Regions from separate parts of the Mus musculus genome. Here region 1 is linked to region 2. A link is a loop called in an ENCODE intact Hi-C map of the cell type or tissue named here. Cell type or tissue: heart. All regions are shown on one strand. Links, peaks and the distances in the headings refer to the core of each region. The heading gives the core; the rest is flanking DNA.

Region 1 (4,399 bases), core at 70-4,069, 140 kb after region 2:
CTGAGCTACCTCTAATGGTGACAGCATCCACGTGGGTAAATAGGAATGAAAACTGGTGTAGCCACTAGGGAAGTCGGTGTAGGTTCCTCAAAATACTAAAAATAACGACTACATGACTAAGCTATTCAGCTCCTACATATAAATACCCAAAAGACTCTAAGTCAACGTACCACAGAAATATTGCTGGTCCATGCCTATTTCTGACTATTCTCATTACCAAAGAAATGGAACAGGATTATATATTACCAGCAGATGAATGGATAAAGAAAATACGTATACGTATGCACAATGAAGTTTTATGAAGCCATGAAAACATTTTAGATCATGCAGGAGATTGGCAGAAAAACAGGTGCAACTGGAGATCATTACATTAAGTAAAATGAGCCAGCTTCAGAAAGACAAATATGCCATTTTTTTCTCATATGTACAATTTCATTCTCTATCTCTCTCTCTGCCTTCCTCACTGCATGTGTGTCTGAAAGGGGACCATGGGATGAGAGGAAGAGATCTCAAAGCTAAGCAAGAGATGAAGGGGGACAAAAGAGAGTAATGTGATGCTAATGACAGAAGAGCAGAACCTCTTAGTGGGAGGCAGGGGACCACTTCCTCGACATGAGAGTAGGGGCACTGGAGGAGAGGGATCAGAACACAGTTCAATGACATACATGTATGAAGATTCTATAAGGAAATAAATGCATGCCTTTGTGTGGTAACTTAAAAAAATAGAGGAGAGAAAATTTGCCAATGTTTCAGAAGACTTCAGACTTTTGAGCAATGCTGGTACCAAGTCAAGGAAAACAATTGCAGATAGACTGAAGGTATCTTGTATTGTGAGAGGTATGCGAGCCTTTTTAAATTGGGGTGGAAGATTATGGCTTAGATTGTCAATATCTCCTAATGTCTACTATGAAAAAAATGGCCAAAGTTTGGGCTCTTGTGAAGATTCTGATCTCATGAATGGACTAATTTATGTTTGGACTCATGGCTTAGTGAGTTCTAGGAAAAAGGCCTATAAAAGTGAGCTCTCTCTATGTTTTCTGGTCATGATGTGATAGCTTTGATCTGTTATTTACTTCCCACCATAGATGTTCTGCCTCATCACTGGCCTGTGCACTAGAGCCATCCAAATGCTGACTTTTGCCTCTGAAACTGTAAACAACCCCCCTCCCCCGAATAGGTAAAATTTAAAGATTAAGTGAAGGGTTATAATATAAACAAATTAGGGTTTTCTTAGTCAATTTTGAATGAGAAGATATATTTTATTTTCTAAAGTAAATTTGTTCCAATTAATGGATTTGTCCTGCTGACACAAGTTACTGATTTCCTGAGGATTTTGATAAAAATTCTAGTTTTTCCACTCTTGAGTATTAACTTTAAATCATCAAATTTTAATTATTTAAACATGTAGACTAGATTCCATTTTACTAGAAACAAATTTATAAAGGTCCAGATAGCATGAGATATATTGCAGATGGCTTCTTCTTTGCATCTGCATCCCTTCTTGGTTGCTCACAGTTTTTCACTTAGTATTAAGAAGAATTAGAGCCCTTTATCCTTTCCTTGCTCAGCACCAGATGTCTAGGATGCCTCTTAGCATCATCTGGAAGGAAAGCCCCCTTCGCAGCATTGCAAAGCAGAATGTGGAAATTTACTGACATCTTGTGGCCAAGTCAGTTCTCCGAGTGTTTTCTGTCCACATCAAAGGATTGGCTTCCTATTGGTCATCCAACAAAAAAATACATCTGTCTGAAGGTCCTGAAGTTTGTGATAGTTTTGAAGTCCTGTCTCAAAGAGTTGCAAGTTAGCAGCAGAGCACTTGTCGGTCTGCATATGCACTCCAACTCCAGCATAGCACCACAAAACAAGAGACCCCATGTTCTGCTTTATTAAACAATTTTTATATTAATTAATTAATTAATTAATTAATTATATAAGGGGCTGGTGAGATAGTTCAGTGGTTAAGAGCACTGATTCATCTTCCAAAGGTCCTGAGTTCAAATCCCAGCAACCACATGGTGGCTCACAACCATCTGTAATGAGATCTGATTCCCTCTTCTGGTGTGTCTGAAGACAGCTATAGTGCACTTACATATAACAATAACTAAATCTTTTTTTAAAATTTAAAAATTAATTATGTAAAATTTAAAATTGTACGTGTGTGTGTGTGTAGGTCAGAGGACAGCTTTCAGGAGTGGTTTCTTTCAAAGTGGTATCTGAGATTACAATCAGGTCGTGGATCCTGACAGCAGACGTCTTTTCCTGCTAAGGCTTCTTGCTACCTCTCTCCCTCCCTCACCTTCCCAACCCCAAGTCTGTTTTGAATGATTGGCCCATGACAAGGGTTGACAATGGCTGTGATGACTTTCCCATCCTGGGGCAGAGGAGGGAGGGGCTGTGGGATAGCCACTTGAGGAGACTGGGTGGGAGGCCCCATGGGATGCCTACAATGAATTTTAGTAGCTGAGCTCATGACTTAGAAAGCAGATTTTAATCATCACTAAGGAGAAGTCACAGGATTCTTGTGGGCCAGGCAGGAGAAGGGCATCCAATCAGTATGTGTTTTCTATTCTGGTGTCCAGTCTCCCTGGCTCTGTGTGTCTCCTGTGCACCCTGGAAACTTTGTATATTGGGTGAGGGGATTTGTAAGTGTCTGGCAATTAAACCTTTGTCTTCTGGAAGTTAGTGACCTTTTCCCCTTTTCCTCTGGAAGTACTTTTTACAAGATTTGTAAGTAAGAGCTCTCCATAGTCTGCGTACCGTGAACACATTGCAGCGAACCTTCCATACTTCATTCCTCTGCAAGGCATAAGACTTTGCCAGGTTGCTCAGCCGCCACGATCAATTTGCCTTCATTCATCTTTTAGACTTAATTTGCCAGTTCTAAAAATCTCCTAGTCTTTCTCAATTTTAGTCTTTAATCTTTCATGTTCTGAGCAGAAAGGGTCAGAAAGCTAGCCTGTCTTCAGCCATGGCTGAGAGCCTGGCATCCTTTTCTTCATACTGCAGTGCAGCTTGATATATGGTTAGACAATAGAGGGTTGGGCATTCTTGCAATACTTTAGCAGTGCTGAAATCTGCAGCATGGTACGAAGGAAGCTAAAGTTTGAATGTAACCACTTTATTTAAAGGGTTTTTCTTCTTTAATTTAAATGTCACCGAACTGAAGTAAACATAATTTTGTTGACCATATTCATGAATTATGAACATTATTATTATAGAATTACTATAGATGCAACATGCATTGGTAGACTCATGTGATGGTCTGATGTGATAACTTCATTTCATACATTTACATATCCTGGTCTGTATGCATTTGCATAAACAACAGCAACAACAAATTCCTGCCTTGCTCTGATTGAAGGATTTCCAGGACTGTTGTCTGCTCCTGAAGTTTGTTTTAAGTATGTGTATCCTTTGTTTGTATTTTGTATTAAGAAGTAAGGAAAAGAACCCCTTATTGTTGAGCATGTTGATATTGTCTTCTTTATTTTTTTTTTCCTTCTTGGGAACCTATGAAACAAGTTATTCTTTTTCTGTAGGGTTTTTTTTTTTTTTTTTTGTAAACCTTTTGGTTTGTTTTATTTAAAAATGGCTTTATAAAAGGGCTTTTGTAAAAAAAAAAAAAGAATTGAAACTAAATGCTCATGCAGTTAGGCAAGCAAGAGCTCTTCTGTAGCATTGTATCCCCTTTCAGACTGCTGCTCTCTGGGCTTGTCTCAGTCCCTCCCCATTGATATTATTCTGGTGAGGGATGTTGAAGCCAGCGCTGAAATGAAGGTCTGCAATGCTACTTTATGTCATTCAAGTCTGAAAAAAAAAAAGCCAGAATTTTGCACATCAAAAATAACTATGCTGAATTGCAGAGGAATTGCTAACATTTTAAATATAAACTTTATAGCCCAACAAGGATACAGTAGGGTAGGTAAATTTTTGGGATGGGGGCAGGGAATTTTTAGGAACTGTAAATGTTTATGCTTGGCAAATAACTGTTTAAGAAACCTGACTTTTTTCGCTTAATGGACTCCTAAATAATCTTTGCATTGTTACTTACTGAGGAGAGAAAAAGAGAGGGAGAGGAAAAGGGAGGGGGAAGGGTATGGGGAGGGGGAGAGGGAGAAAGGGAGAGGGAGAGAGGGAGGGGGTAGAGGGGGAGGGAGAGGGTAAGGGAGAGAGGGGGAGGGGGAGAGGGAGAGGGGGAGAGGGATAGGGAGGGGGAAGGGAGAGAGGGAGGGGGAGAGGGAGAGAGGGAGAGAGGGAGAGGCACATATTGCTGAATATATTGTTTTTGCATATCATTCCAAGTCAGTTGGTATTAGAAACAGACAGAGCATCCATCCATTGCCCCAGGTCAAGAAATCTGTGCTTCATGCAAAGTCCTTTTGTTCCATTCACAGAGGCC
Region 2 (4,399 bases), core at 332-4,331:
TTCTAGATGAAAAAATGTAATAAATTTAACTATATGAAGCCCAGTTCTGCGACTCTGTTTCCAGAGACTTGTCTTTGTCTTCAACAGTCCTGTCCTAAGAGCACCGTGTCCTGCCCACACTAACTGAAATATTCACTGTAATTCTGCCACTTGCTCCAACATCATCTCTTTGGGGTTTCTATTACAGAGCCAGCAGTGCCCCCACCTACACTCACAAAAAAACAGAAATAGTGTTGTCTCCAGAAGGCCTGCTAGAAAACCTGTAACACAATAAAAACCAGGAGCACTACAAACCAGGTCTTATTTCAACCATAGGGATAACGCAACACTCGCCAAAGCACTGAGCTGCTGTGAAATCCTCTAAAAGCTTAAATTCAAAAACATAAGAACCAAACTCTTTTTCAAGAAACATAAAACTCAGAACCAAGTTCAGAAAATGTTTATAGGATTATAGAAGTAGCCAACACCCAGCAAAGTAAAACAGACCAACACAAATGATTGGGCATCCAACGAAGCAGAAAGTGTAGCACAATACGGAAAAGCCATCTACTCAGCCAAAAACATTAAAGAGCAAACATGTTCGAATTAATAAGAAAGATCCCTTTTCAAAATGTAACTGTATTCCATACATTTTAAAGCATCAGCAGAGGCATGAATACTGAAAAGAGCTATCTGAAGATTTTAGAGCTTAAAACTAGTTTATCAAGGCTGGAGAGATGGCTCAGCAGGTAAGAGCACTGACTGCTCTTCCAAAGGACCTGAGTTCAGTTCCCAGCAACCACATGGGGGTTCACAACCATCTGTAACAGAATATGATGCCCTCTAACCCAATCACAAAAGAACTCAAATGATATGTACTCACTGATAAGTGGATATTAGCCCAGAAACTTAGAATACCCAAGATATAAGTTACATTTTGCAAAACACATGAAACTCAAGAAGAACGAAGACCAAAGTGTGGACACGTTGCCCCTTCTTAGAACTGGGAACAAAACACCCATGGAAGGAGTTACAGAGACAAAGTTTGGAGCTGAGACAAAAAGATGGACCATCTAGAGACTGCCATATCCAGGGATCCATCCCATAATCAGCCTCCAAACGCTGACACCATTGCATACACTAGCAAGATTTTGCTGAAAGGACCCTGATATAGCTGTCTCTTGTGAGACTACGCCGGGGCCTAGCAAACACATAAGTGGATGCTCACAGTCAGCTATTGGATGGATAACAGGGCCCCCAATGGAGAAGCTAGAGAAGTGCCCAAGGAGCTAAAGGGATCTGCAACCCTATAGGTGGAACAACATTATGAACTAAACAGTACCCTGGAGCTCTTGACTCTAGCTAGAGAGGCCCATTGGACTTGCAAACTTTATATGCCCCAGTACAGGGGAACGCCAGGGCCAAAAAGTGGGAGTGGGTGGGTAGGGGGGTGGGGGGGAGGGGAGGGGGGACTTTTGGGATAGCATTGGAAATATAAATGAGGAAAATACCTAATAAAAAAAAGAAAAAGAAAAAAAAGAATATGATGCCCTCTTCTGGTGTGTCTGAAGATAGCGACAGTGTACTCATATACATAAAACAAATAAATAAATTTTCAAAAAAAGTAGTGTGTGAAATGAACGTGTTGAGTAAAGTTATCGAAAGAATTGTTCCAAATAGGTAGCATACACCAGCTGATATGAGGCCCCCAACACACATGCAGGAGAGGACTGCCAGGTTTGTATTTATTCAAAGACTATGAACCTAACCCTCAAAAGACTGGAGGTCCCAAGAAGTTTAGAGGTCAGGTGGAATGGGGGTGGGGACATCCATGTGGAGACAGAGGTGGGGAGGAAGTGTGAGATGTGGAACAGTAGGAGGGTGAATGGGGGTGGGGTAATAAAATATGGAGTATAAAAATAATTAATTAATTAAAAAGAGAAAGAATTGTTAATATTCTGAACAATTAGAAGATACACATAGGAGAGAGTGATCAGGTGTGTGTGTGTGTGTGTGTGTGTGTGTGTGTGTGTGTGTGTGTGTAGCAATAGCAATAGCAATAGCAATAGCAATAGCAATAGCAATAGCAATAGCAATAGCAATAGCAATAGTAGAATTATCACAGAGGCCAGAAGAGGGCAGTAGACCAGAGGCAGTTGGGAGAGAGCCAGGCAAGGCTAGAGTGAGTGCTAACCACTGAGCCACTTCTCCAGCCCCAGAAAACTTTTTAAATGAACAATGAATTATTGCTCAGGAAACACGGGTTAACCTGCACATACTTTTAAGTCACTGAAGGAAGAGGAAAGGGGAAGAAAAAAAAGTTTAAAGAAACATCGCTGACTTTGTTTTCCAGACCGGATACAGACTATAAAGCCTCCAATCTTGGAAGCTCAACGGACTCAAATAAAAGAAACAGAATGAAATCTATACCAGGGCATATCACAATCAAAGCACTCCTGGCCAGGGAAATCTTAAAGTGAGGCAACCAAAAAAAAAAAAAAAAAAAAAAAATCCAGTAATAGCTGGATATGGTGACTTGTGCCTGAGACAGGTTGAATGCTAGCCTGGTCTATGGAGAACTTCAGGCCAACCCGGACTCCACAGAGAGACTTGTCCACCAAATAAATATATAAATATATTTACAGAGGTAGAAAATTTCATAATGGCAGGAACAAGACAAGCTAGAAGACAAAGGAGCGGTAATTTTAAAGCTTTGAAGGAACAAAAAAATTAATTCTTGCTAAATAAAAATATTACTAAAATAAGATTAAAGACATATTTAAACATACGAAAGCTGGAAGATGTTAATATAACCACACTGTCCGGGTTATGAAAGGAAACTTTTCAGTTAGAACAGAAATATGGCAGTAAGCTCTGTACCACGAGCCAAAGAGCCCTGGAGATAACAAGTGTGTTAGTGAATACATGTGTTTCCTCCCACTCAAAGCTTTTAAGCTGAATGGCTTTAAACAGCAATAATCACAGCATAGTGTGAAGTTGGTAATGTATGAAAAGGTAAAATTACACAGCAATATAAAGGTCAGGAAAAGATGCTGAAAGGCGTAAAACCACGAGGGTTTATGTTGTTCTTGAAGTAGCATAATGTTATTCGAAGGTAGGCATGACAGTGTAAAGATGCATAGTAGAAACCTTAACATCCCCACTAAGATGAAACACAGACATGTAATAATAGAAAGAGGGGAACTCAAAGAAAATCATACAAATCCTAATCCAAATGAAGGGAAGAAAAAAAAATAGGGAAAACAAAGCAAATAAGGTAGAAGACACAAAGCTTAAATAGAAATAAATATTAATAAGATGACACATTTGAGCAGAATAGTACCTTGTGTATATGTATGTATATATACATGTGTTTGTGTGAGTGTGTGTGTGTGTGTGTGTGTGTGTGTGTGTGTGTGTGTGGTGTATCTGAGTGTGCCTGCTTAGCCTTGTTAGTAAGCATATTCGATCTGTTTTTCAAGTATCTAAGTAAAAAAAAATTGTCAGGTTGGATTAAACAAATCAAACACACCAGGAGATGGTGACATATACCTTTAATCCCAGTACTCTGGATCAGAGGCAGGCAGGTCCCTGAGTTCGAGGCTAGCCTGGCCTACAGAGTGAGATACAGAATAGCCAGCGCTACAAAGAAACCCTGTCTTGAAAAATTAAAAAATAAAATCCCAGAAAAATAAAAATTATTATTTTTATTTTTGTAAAAAATAAAAAAAAAATCAAGACCTGAATCTGTGTTGCCATGTAAAAAGAACTTTAAATATAAAGCTATAAATAGATTACTTGTCAAAAGATGACCAGGTATCGTGGCTCACACCTTTAATCCCTGTTGTTGGGAGGCAGGGAAAGGTGGATGGATTTCTATGATTTGAGGCCAGCCTGGTCTACACAGCAAGGTCCAGGCTAGCCAAAGCTACATAGTCATATCTTGTGAAAAAAGAAGGAAAGAAGGAAAGAAAGAAAGAGAGAGGGAGAGAGAGAGAGAGAGAGGGAGGGAGGGAGGGAGGGAGGGAGGGAGGGAGGAAGACAGAGAGAGAGAGAAAGAAAGAAAGAAAGAAAGAAAGAAAGAAAGAAAGAAAGAAAGAAAGAAAGAAAGAAAGAACAAGAATAGGAAAACAAACATGGTTTGAATGTGAAGTATCTCGCATAGGCACAACTTATTTTCAGTTGGTGCCACTGTTTGTGGGACCTTTGGGAAGCAGAGCCTTGCTGAAGGAGGTGAGTCACTGAGACTTGAGGACTTAAGGTTTGATAACATGACCCCAGTATCTGTCTAAACTCTGCTTAAGAACTCACTCTGGGCGCTGGAGAGATGGCTCAGTGGTTAAGACTACTGGTTGCTCTTCCAGAGGTCCTGAGTTCAATTCCCAGCAACCACATGGTGGCTCACAACCTTCTGTAATGG

The links. Peaks named below come from ENCODE experiments on the same cell type or tissue, not always from the same donor. Only the 100,000 strongest peaks of a DNase experiment are listed, where the experiment ranks them.
Region 1: a loop joins it to region 2, with 8 times the contacts of the local background. A loop is called at or near these places in 12 of 42 quality-filtered maps.

Annotation. Positions count from the first base shown.
Region 1 is chr16:64,752,172-64,756,570 of GRCm38, reverse strand. No RefSeq gene overlaps it. Among named protein-coding and RNA genes, the nearest start is that of 4930453N24Rik, 17 kb to the left of the region's middle. In heart, for the core only: a CTCF peak has its summit at 1,665 (motif pointing left); no DNase peak of the experiment used is centred there.
Region 2 is chr16:64,897,016-64,901,414 of GRCm38, reverse strand. No RefSeq gene overlaps it. Among named protein-coding and RNA genes, the nearest start is that of Gm33971, 25 kb to the right of the region's middle. In heart, for the core only: a CTCF peak has its summit at 2,126 (motif pointing right); no DNase peak of the experiment used is centred there.